Linked DNA regions of Mus musculus: region 1 is linked to region 2. The links are chromatin loops, found by intact Hi-C in ENCODE. Cell type or tissue: left cerebral cortex. All regions are shown on one strand. Each heading gives the region's core, and the rest is flanking DNA. Links, peaks and the distances in the headings are about the cores only. Region 1 overlaps Braf (Braf transforming gene). Region 2 has its middle 29 kb from the start of Mrps33.

Region 1 (5,387 bases), core at 166-5,165, 140 kb after region 2:
ATATTTTGAGTCACAAATATAACTATTACTTCCTCAACATGGATATTTTATGTTTTCTTTCTTCTTCTTTTTTTTAGAAGACCTTGCTCTGTTCCTAACTTCCTGTCAGGCAGGTCAATATAGTTAGCATGAAACAAGGTTTTTCTCTTTTGTTTGCCTTGGCTTGACTTTTGTACTCTATTTTTCGAGAAAACACTTGGTAGAAGAGATTCAAGTGATGACTGGGAGATTCCTGATGGACAGATTACAGTGGGACAGAGAATTGGATCTGGGTCATTTGGAACTGTCTACAAGGGAAAGTGGCATGGTATGTATGTAACATGGTGCCATTGGCACAAGTGGGACATGGTATGTATAACACGATGCCATTGGCACAAGTGGGATATATTAAGAAATGTTTATTAAAAAGAAGAAGCAGCAGCCAAAGCTGGGTGTGATAGCACACATCCTTAAACCCAGCACTCAAGAGGCAGAGGCAAGTAGATCTGAGTTCAAGGCCAGCCTGGTTCACAGAGAAAGTTACAGTACAGACAGGGCTACACAGATCTGTCTTGGGAAGGAACAACAGTCATGATGACATACACTCCGATATTCCCCACACTTAGGAGGTATAAGCGTGAGGATTAGGAATTCAAGGACATCCTTAGCTATGGAGAAAGTTCAAGGTCAACTTAAGTAACAAGAGATTGTCTCAAAAACAAATATGAAGTAAAAATATTCACTGTTTACACCATTAAACTGTTTTCATCAAATGCAGGAGTCCTCCAAAGGTTTCTAACAAAAATGGTGGACCATAAAAACTGGCTTCAGAGTAACTAAGATTGCTGTTATACTTTATATTAATGATTCATAAAGATGAAGGTCTTCTAGCTATCAGTCCCAAAGGAAGTTCGTTTTTCTTTTAGAAGTATTCCTTTTGATGATTTTATGGGTATTATAAATCAAAAGTTAACATAAAAAGTGTTCAGCCTCACTAGTTTTCTAAGAATTACAAACTCAGAAGACAGACGTCATGACTTTCTTTGAACATAGATTTTTTTTTTAATTGATCATGTGAAGATTGTGATTATAATCCTGTTTATTTTGTAGAAATATGAAAAGTTGGCGATAGGTACACTGAGCCTAAGCACGTAATTGAACAGCAATGAATAGGTTGATGGTTGGGGAAGTATACTCACTAGCGGTATAATAATAATAGAAAATGAAAATAATGTGAGTACTCACTAGTAGAAGATTCAGTTAGCACATTGACACATCCATATATTGTTATATAAGAATCAAAATTATATAATAGTTACATTGATATGGAAAGGTTTTAATATATTGATTTGTTTGAAACAGCATGTATAATGCCTTTATATAAAGATCTATATAAAATGCATTTAACAGTATAAAAATGCTATCTGAATCTCTCAAGTTTATTATTTCGTATACATTCATAAGTTTTATACTGTATGCATATATAAGCATGTATATATGCATAAATATATATACACACATATATATGTATGGTATATATAAGTTTTAATTCTGAGTGCCATAGTTAGGAGAATTTTTTTTAATGATTTACTCATGATTATGAGTGCTCTATTTGCATGTACACCTACATGACAAAAGATAGCATCAGATCCCATTATAGATGGTTGTGTTCCATCATGTGTTTGCTGTGAATTGAAATCAAGACCTGGAAGAGCAGCCAGTTCTCTTAACTAAGCCATCTCACCATCTCCTATGGAACATTTATGTTTTCCTAAAACATTTAAGTAATAAGCACTGTTAGGTAGTATCCAATAAAATGAATACTATAGAACTTTGGTAGTTAAGAAAAATCAAGATTTATAGTGATTATGTTTAAATGTATTAAAATGTCTACAAGTGTTTAGGTAATTGAAGCTCACCAAGTGAATAAATACATTTGTGATTAATAAATGTAATATTATTAGCCTTCTAGAAGGTCTCCACATGCCTTCTTCATTCACTCACCCTGCAAAGACAACAAACATCCTAACCACAATAGAATATATTGTGTAATCTTTCTCTCAAATATTTTATGGTCCATCAATGTTGTTGGGTATGTTTGTGTTTTATTTGTCCCCTGAATAGCATTCCATTGTGTGAGTGAAATGTGATTCCTTCCATCTATTGGATAATAAGCATTTGGGTACTTCCCACTTTGGTGCAATTCTGAATGATGTTGCTGTGTATATTTTTAGGATATGTCTTTTAAAGAACATATGTGTATTTTTTACTGGCTATATGCCTAGGAGAGAATTTTAAAACTACACCATATGCATACTTGCAATTTTATATATACTCCCATCGGTGCTGCTAAGTAATTATACCAGTTTATATACCCAACAAAAGTGTATAAAACACTAGAAGTATTTAAACTACGATTATAATTTTAATAATTTTTCCAGTCCACATAAGTAAGCCATAACGTTTGGAAAAAAAATTGGCAGGTTTTTACTTTAAGCCAAGTTGCACTGGACCTGTTTTGTTGTCCATGGTTCGAGCACTCACTGACCAGGTAACATTTTAGTCAACATCGGTAACTCATTAGGAGAACTCTCCAAGTACTTAGTTACCTAAGTGTATTCCCAGGGTGAGGAAGTTCACTATATTTTAGCATATATTTTCAAACAATAGTATAGGAATATCATTGTTAGTTGCTTTGTGTGGGATTGAAGGATGTGCGTGCCCCATAGTATGTGTTAAAAAGAAGAAAAGTAGTTTATTACTAGGTAGTTAAATATAATTTATTTACAGTTTAATAGGGATATGAATTTAAAACTGACAATTAGCAAAAAACCCAAGAATAAATATTTCACATTTCACAATTTGAAATCTTGGGTAACAATTTTCTTTCAGGTGATGTGGCAGTGAAAATGTTGAATGTGACAGCACCCACACCTCAACAGCTACAGGCCTTCAAAAATGAAGTAGGAGTGCTCAGGTGAGCGAGTGGCCACAGCTTTCCAGTGCAGTGACCTAAAGAAACAAAGTGTGGCTGCTTAGACTTCACGTTCCCATTGTTGTCCACCGTTTGCTCCTGCATCTAGAAAACTGAATTAATGGAAATAAGAAATGTCTGATTGTGTCTAATAGTAGTTCCTTTTAGGAAAGTAATACTCTAAATGTCCTAAATGTATCAAAACACGTTTAAAATTGTATTTAGTCCTAGGCCCTAGGACATGAGGAACATTGACAAATGAGAGAGAGTAAATCCATGATAAGAAAACTTAGGAAAGATTCTGTGGTTAAAATCTTATGTGAGGGGAGTGTTCAACCAAACTGAGGTTTTAATCCAGAGAAGTGTCTTGTATTCAAGAAGGTACACAGTTACTCTGCTATTGTAAAGAACAGAACGAGGAAGCTAGCTGTGGTGGTTAGAGGAAAATGGGTTTACGTCCACATAGAAAACCTCCTAATAAATTTGGAACAACTTAAACAAATGAAAGCAACCTCAGCTCCTAGCTTCCTCATTCGATATGTTTCTGTATTTCTGAGTGGAGCTGGAGGTTAAACTCAGTAATTAGAGCTCAACCTTGCTGTGTTTCTGGTACTTTTTCCTTGAGCACCGTATTGATTTGACTCTCTTTAAAGAATTGTTACTCATTGTCACGTTTCTTTTTGGCAGGAAAACTCGACATGTGAATATCCTCCTTTTCATGGGCTATTCTACAAAGCCACAACTGGCAATTGTTACACAGTGGTGTGAGGGCTCCAGCTTATATCACCATCTCCACATCATTGAGACCAAATTTGAGATGATCAAACTTATAGATATTGCTCGGCAGACTGCACAGGGCATGGAGTAAGTTCAGTGCTGTTAAATCTTCATATATGGCTTTTGAAACCCACTTAAGGATACACTAAAGGTCCTGATGATAACCTCTTATGGGTTGCAGAGGTACTAACTACTAGATAACACTTACATAATCAAAATTGCTATTTCTCTAGTTCAGCCTTTAACATATATAAGGAAGAAGTAAGGTATTTGATGAGAAGTTTATAATTGCAAATGATGATTAGCACTAAGTGATTTATATAAACAGTGGAAGTACAGAAAAGCAGGAGCCCTCAAAAAAAAAGAAAAAAAAAACCCACTACCACTAAAAAAAAAAAAAAAAGCCATTAAAGTTAATAGGAAATATGTGACTATTATTTTAAATGAATGTCTATATTTTGATCCTTGTTGAGAACTTCAAGTTGTAACAGGTATATCTACTGAATTTTACTTTGTAATTCAAAAGATACGTTATTTTATGATTTATACTGATTAAAATGAACCAGGGGTAGGTGTGGTGGTGTACACCTTTAATCCCAGCACTCAGGAGGCAGGCCGATCTCTGAGTTCTAGATCAGCCAGGACTACATAAATAGACCTTGTCTCAAAAATGCAAAAACAAAGACAAAAAAAAAGAATTGGCTTAGAAAAAACTTGCATAAAACCCTTTAAGTGTAATTGAGCAGTTAAAAGGTAACATTTAGGGCTGCATGTGGTATTTAGTAGCAAATCACTTAAACACCACTCACAAACCCACGGTCAGTCCCCAGCACAAAGCTAAAGGAAGATGCACATTTTAAAGTACTTAGCTGAAACCAGGCTTAGTGATGCATGCCTTTAATCTCAGTATGCAAGAGGCAGAGGCAGAAGGATCTCTGTGAGTTTTAGAACTAAATAAATAGACTGTTTCATAAATAAATAAAGATAAGCACAATAAAATATAAATTTGAAAGTTCTATGAATAGTATAAAAGAATGTCTTAATTCTTCTTTATTAATGAATTATTATGTTATTTAATCTTTAAAATGTTATAAAGTAAGCTGGGCAGTGGTGGCACACGCCTGTAATCCCAGCACTCGGGAAACAGAGGCAGGCAGATTTTTGAGTTCAAGGCCAGCCTGGTCTACAAAGTAAGTTACAGGACAGCTAGGGCTACACAGAGAAACCCTGTCTCAAAAAACAAAATAAAATAATAAATAAATGAATAAAAAGTTATAAAGTAGATATTTTGACTTCCCTTTTACTGGTAAAGCAGCAGTGTAAATAACATTTTAGTGTAAATTTTAGGTCACACTTTTAACAAAGTTGTCTTAAAAACTTTTTTTTGTCATAAATCCTCTTATGCTACCTTTGCATTATCAAACTGGAACAAAAAGATAAAAGTGAATACATGCCCTCACAACTCTTGCCGCAAGATGAGTTACAGGAAGTAAATAAACGTATCACCTTCCTTCCTTCAAAACTAGGCAATAACTCCCAAGCCTTTGTTAAACCAAATGATTTATCACTGTAGTCACTGGTCAGTTGCTGTGAAGAGATGTCATAACCAGCAACTCTTGTCAAAGAAAGCTTTCATTGGGGGCTCGCCTCCGGTTCC
Region 2 (5,387 bases), core at 138-5,137:
CAAGATTTTTACGTTTTTTTTTTTTCCCAAGCAAAGCGGTGTTTTTTCCCCTCCTTCAATGCCCCCCAGATCCAGGGCTCATTCTGTTGCTGGACTGGTCTTGAGTTCCTGGACTCCAGGCATCCTCTGTCTTCAGCATCGCAAATGCTAGGGCACCACCAGACCACACTTAAAAGAGACACAAAGCCACGTCTGTTCCCTTTTACTAGATAATTGCTTTGATGTTATTGAATTTTATTTAACAAATGTAAATGTTAGTTAACAAATGTAAATGTTATTTAACAAATGTTCAGAGAAACAGGACTATTTGAAAAAAATGTTACAAAATTACTGTATAATCTTTGCCCAGAAACCCCAAAAGATTAAAAAATTCAAGACCTTCTGGCACTGTGCACACGTGTTGGAAGGGTAAGAGGAGGAGGGGAGATGTAATGTACATTGTAAAATTTTTTGAAGGTAAAGAAAAAAATATGTTCTTTGGCCTGTAAATATTTTTCATTCTCTAAACCAACGAAATTCTATAGCCATAATACATGACCATAATGCAATTACCAAATCATCCTGGTTGTCACATTATTGATATTGTTTAAATCCTGTTAGTTAAAGTCATATCTAAGTTTTTTTCAATTGCCACAATAATGACTTGTCGTTGTTTTGTTTATTCAGAGTCTGGCTACATAGCTTAAACTGTCTTGGAATTCACAGTCCTTCAGCCTCAGCCCCATTAAGTCCTGAAATTACAGGTTTACATCACCAGGCCCAGCCAATCATGAGTTTTACAGGAAAGGAAGGCCCAGATGATGAACCGAACTCACTTGTCCTACCTCGATGCCCTCCTTAAACTTAAGCCGCTCCTTCGCTCATGCTCATTCGGCTTTCCTTGTTTTTCATGGGCTCTGCATCTGCCTCCCAAGTGCTGAGATCAAAGGCCTGGCTATGTTATCCTTTAGGAGGGGGCGGGGGGGGGGGGAGAGAGAGGGGGGGAGAAGAGAGAGAGAGAGAGAGAGAGAGAGAGAGAGAGAGAGAGAGAGAGAGAGAGTCTTTCTGATCAGTACAGTCTGGTTCTTCTATAGCAGGCTGCTCACTCGGGAATTATCTAGTGTTTCCTCAGGACTCCAGTCAGTTACCTCGAGTGCAGCCTCTCCAGGCTTCCCACCCAGAAGTCTGCGATGTTCCATTTCAGCGGAATACATTTGGGCCTGGCGCCAGTAGAGGCCAGAAGAGGGAGTCGGATCCCTTGGGAACAGAGTTGCAGACAGTTGTAAACTGGCATGTGGTTGCTGGGGATTGAACCTGGGTCCTCTGTTAGAGTGCTCTTAACCTGCTCTTAACTGCGGAGCCATTTTTCTGTTCCCTGGAGCATTTTTTTAAAAAGATTTATTTATTATTACATATAAGTACACTGTAGTTGTCTTTAGACACACCAGAAGAGGACATCCGATCTCATTATGGATGGTTGTGAGCCACCATGTAGATGCTGGGATTTGAACTCAGGACCTTTGGAAGAGCAGTCAGTGCTCTTAACCGCAGAGCCATCTCTCCAGCACCCACCACCACCACCACCACCAAGCAATTTTTAAAAGGTGGATTGTTTTTTATTCCTCCCCAAATTCCCAAAGATACTGGTGAAAAATGCTGGTCAGTGTCACAAGACTCCAGATTTAAAGATACTGACTTTCCCCCTCCCCTACTTCTCCCTCTTGCTCCAGCCTGGCTCTCTCCAGCCCATAGGTTTTTTGGTTTTTGTTTTTAATTTGTTTCTCATTATAGATAGTTGTGAGCCACAATGTGGTTGCTGGTATTTGAACTCATGACCTCCAGAAGAACGGTCAGTGATCTTAGCCGCTGAGCCATCTCACCAACCCAAAGATACTGATTTTTAATTAGTAGATCTCTAATCTATATATTTAGCGATTTCCTTATTAAGTGTAAATTTCACTTAAAACTTAACCTTTGTTGTCATTTTTGTTTTTTACTTCACTCAGCTTATATATTTTCCTGTAATTAGGGTACTTTCCACCAGGTGGCAGTACTGTCCCAGTCATAGTAATCTGTCCAGCAAAAAAATTTCCCTTACAAAGGGTGTTCCAGAACACGGGGATGGCTCACATCACCTAGCAGGTGAGAAGTCCTAGCTTTGGTCCCCAGAACTCCCAAAAAGAAAAGGACAGTATAGCCAGGCACTCAGGACGCAGGGACAGACAGCTCTGTGTAAGTTCCCAGCTAGTTTGGTCTATGTAGCAAGTTTCAGACCTGCCCAGCCTATATATAGTATTTCTTTTTCTATTTTGAAGTGTACTAATATGTAAGTACATTTCTGAACCGAACTGGATATGATATATATTTCCCAAAATAAAATAAAATAAAATAAAAGCTTGTTCTAATCTTCATGGTTTGGCCAACAGTGTCCAAGGCTCGCTCACCAGCACACAGCTTTTCATCAGCGCCTAGGAGCTACACACCTTAAATTACACCCTGAAATCAAAGCTTAACTGGAGGCCACCCCAGTTAGATCAAGTCTGACTGTTGGCAGGCTTGAAGATGGAGGATGAGGCTACCGTAGGCCAATGTAAACACAGGAGGTCCTGACCACTCTGCTAGTGGCTATCTGGGGGGTAAAGTCTATAGTCCCCTGACCCAGGCTGGAAAAGTGAGAAACTTCCAAGTCACACTGATGCTATCTCCCCCACATTCCTAATCTTCTAGGAATTTCAGGGCTGCCTCGCCTCTACCGCCTTGAAATGTTATCTCGTATGAAAAAAAAAGGAGGCAAGAAATGCTATGTCTGGTAGGCCGCTTGCAACTGCAGACTTTAAAAATCCAAGCTGGAAAACAGCCTTAGAGAAGTAGCTAAAACCCCACGCCGAGGCTGTTGACCAGTCTGGCGTGCCAGCGGCTAAGTATTTTACCCTCGGTCCCTTCAGGTACAAATCAAACCGGAGTTACATAGGACTCTTAACAAACATGCTCTAACAGGCACATGTGTGGACTTGTGAAATCTGTGGTCACTTCCTAAGGCCGGGCTCACAAAGCCAGTTCTTAACAAACATGACTAAGAGTAGTTCCTCTTAGTCATGACGCCTGCGTTTCACATAGGTTCCAGAGCGAGGTTTTGCTGGGAGCTGCTGAACCAGTCATTTAGGCTTCTTCTAAGAGTGGATGATTATGAAGGCATATCATAAGTGGAACTGAAAAGCAAATGAACGCATCGCCAACAAAAATACTTAAATAATTTAAATTGGCCTAAAAAAAAAAAAAACACTCACACACAAACAAAAAACAAAAGCAAAAGCAAAAAAGCAAGCCAGCCCACTGTGTCTGCTTCCCGGCTAGCTGACTCTCGTTCTGTACCCTGGGGCTCACAGTTTCCTCCGAAGGAGCTGTTTCTGGTTATTACAGGAAAGGCATTCATTCCCAGGCAGATCTCCCCTACAGTTTAGCTCCTCTGGCCTCACACCCGATGTGTGTTTACCCAGTGTCTCCCTGTCTCTGTGTGGTTGGTGTGTGTGTTTGGGGGATGGGGAGGGGGAGGGGGCGCGTGCGTCAAAGCCAGGACCTCTACCACTGAGTTACGTACTCAGGCCTCTTGTGCTTTATTGTACTTTAGTTTCTGTTGGTTTCCCTGCAAAAGGAGCGACAGAACCTTTTACAACAAACACCAAGCAGTCATATACCATCAGTCCTTAAATCCACGGATATCTTAGTCTCCTCTAGAAGCTCAGAAAGAAAACCAAGAGGAAGAAAAGGAGCACAGAGAACTAGGGGGTGAAAGGTCATTTGTCCGGGGAGGAGAATTTCCCAGTAACACCCCACCCCCTCCCCCCTGGCTTTCTGTGACCGGCAGCTCATCCTGCTGTCAGCAGACAGCCGCTCAAAGCGCTCCTGCTGAGATTTGCAGTCCAACTGGTTCCTAACAGGCAGCAGTTTTAACGACAAGAATCTTTACCTTTGCCTTCCAGACCCAGGAAGAGATAAGTCTGTGTGGCTGCAGGTTCCCCAGCCAGCTGCCTCTAACTCCCGCACTCCGGAGACTAAGGCAGGAAGATCACCAAGCCACAAGTCCGGCCTGAGCTGCACGCATACAACGCGAGACCCTGTCTATACGATTTCATTTTAAAAACAAAAGTTAAATATACACATACCAAAAAAGAAAGAAAGAAAAGAAAAATAGAAGGCTTTATTGAATCTTATCAAGTGGAGATAATGTTCTGAAGTTAAAAATAGGTTTGTAAAAGGGAGCTGGTGGGCACAGCACTCACTGCCCTTGCAGAGAACCCAGATCCAGTTCCTGTCCAGACGTCGCTCACAAGCATCTGTGACTCAAGTCTGGAGCCCTTTTCTGGCTTCCATGGGTCTAGACACACAAAATGATCGTACACATAAACTTTTTAGATATACAAAAGTAACCAGGCATGGTAGCCCATACTTTTAATCCTAGCTCAGGAGGCAGATCTCTGAATTCAAGGCCAGCCTGATCTAAATAACAAGTTCCAGGGATACACAGAGAAACCCTGTCTCAAAAATGAAAAACAAAAAACAAACACACACACACACACACACATACATATATATGTGTGTGTGTACATATATGTATGTGTATATGTATGTGTGTGTATATACATATGTATATGTGCAAGTTGGACAGTTGGTCCAGCTTGAAAGCACTGGCTGTTCTTCTGAAGGGCATGTTTGATTCCCAGCACCCACGTATTGGCTCACTATCATCTATAACTTCAGTTCCAGGGGATCCAAAGCCCTCATCTGACTTCTATGGGGTTCTAGGCACACATAAACATGCAGGTGAAATATTCCTAGACATAAAAAAATAATTCTTTAAAAACACAAAAAGGAACTGAAGGTATAGTATAGTTCAGTGGTAGAGCATGTTTTTAGTATGCAGAAGACCCTAAGTTCCAACCCCAACACCATTTTTTTAAGTAATTGAAACAAACACAAACAAAAGTCAAACAAACAAAACAGCCAGGCATGGATGGCAGCTCATGGTGGGAAAGCAGGGAGATTATGAGTTCAAGTGTTGCCTGCAGAGCAAAATTTTTGTCTCCAAATAAGGTGGGGGCAGATATGGAGCAAAAGGGCTGTGGCCGCAGTTCAACAGCAGAGTATTGGCCCAGCACACTTGCAAAGCTCTGGGTTAGATCCAAGGAAAAGGAAAAGGAAAAGAGGTGGGGGGTGGGGAGGGAAAAAGGAGAGAGGAAGAGGGGGGAGGGGAGAGAGAGGAAGAAACGAAGGGAGAAAGCTAGAAAGGAAGGAATGGCTTAAGTGCATAAAGATTTAAGTTTCTATCACTAAAAAGATACAGGGAAGTTTGCCGTATAAATAAATGTTTGATGATCGAGTCAAAGACACCTCCATTTTCACAGGGCAAC

The links. Hi-C counts contacts between places; a loop is a spot of excess contacts. Peaks named below come from ENCODE experiments on the same cell type or tissue, not always from the same donor. Only the 100,000 strongest peaks of a DNase experiment are listed, where the experiment ranks them.
Region 1: a loop joins it to region 2, with 2.2 times the contacts of the local background. A loop is called at or near these places in 3 of 42 quality-filtered maps.

What each region holds. Positions count from the first base shown.
Region 1 is chr6:39,638,020-39,643,406 of GRCm38, reverse strand. It overlaps Braf (Braf transforming gene), which reads left to right. Exons shown (of 22, transcript NM_139294.5): 14 at 190-307; 15 at 2,872-2,956; 16 at 3,641-3,817. Gm34389 (a long non-coding RNA gene) reads right to left here. Exons shown (of 2, transcript XR_003956287.1): 2 at 384-2,991. Among named protein-coding and RNA genes, the nearest start is that of Gm34389, 24 kb to the right of the region's middle. In left cerebral cortex, for the core only: no CTCF peak of the experiment used is centred there; a DNase peak (open chromatin) is centred at 2,311.
Region 2 is chr6:39,779,539-39,784,925 of GRCm38, reverse strand. No RefSeq gene overlaps it. Among named protein-coding and RNA genes, the nearest start is that of Mrps33, 29 kb to the left of the region's middle. In left cerebral cortex, for the core only: a CTCF peak has its summit at 2,017 (motif pointing right); DNase peaks (open chromatin) are centred at 2,032 and 3,161; H3K4me3 peaks cover 748 bases.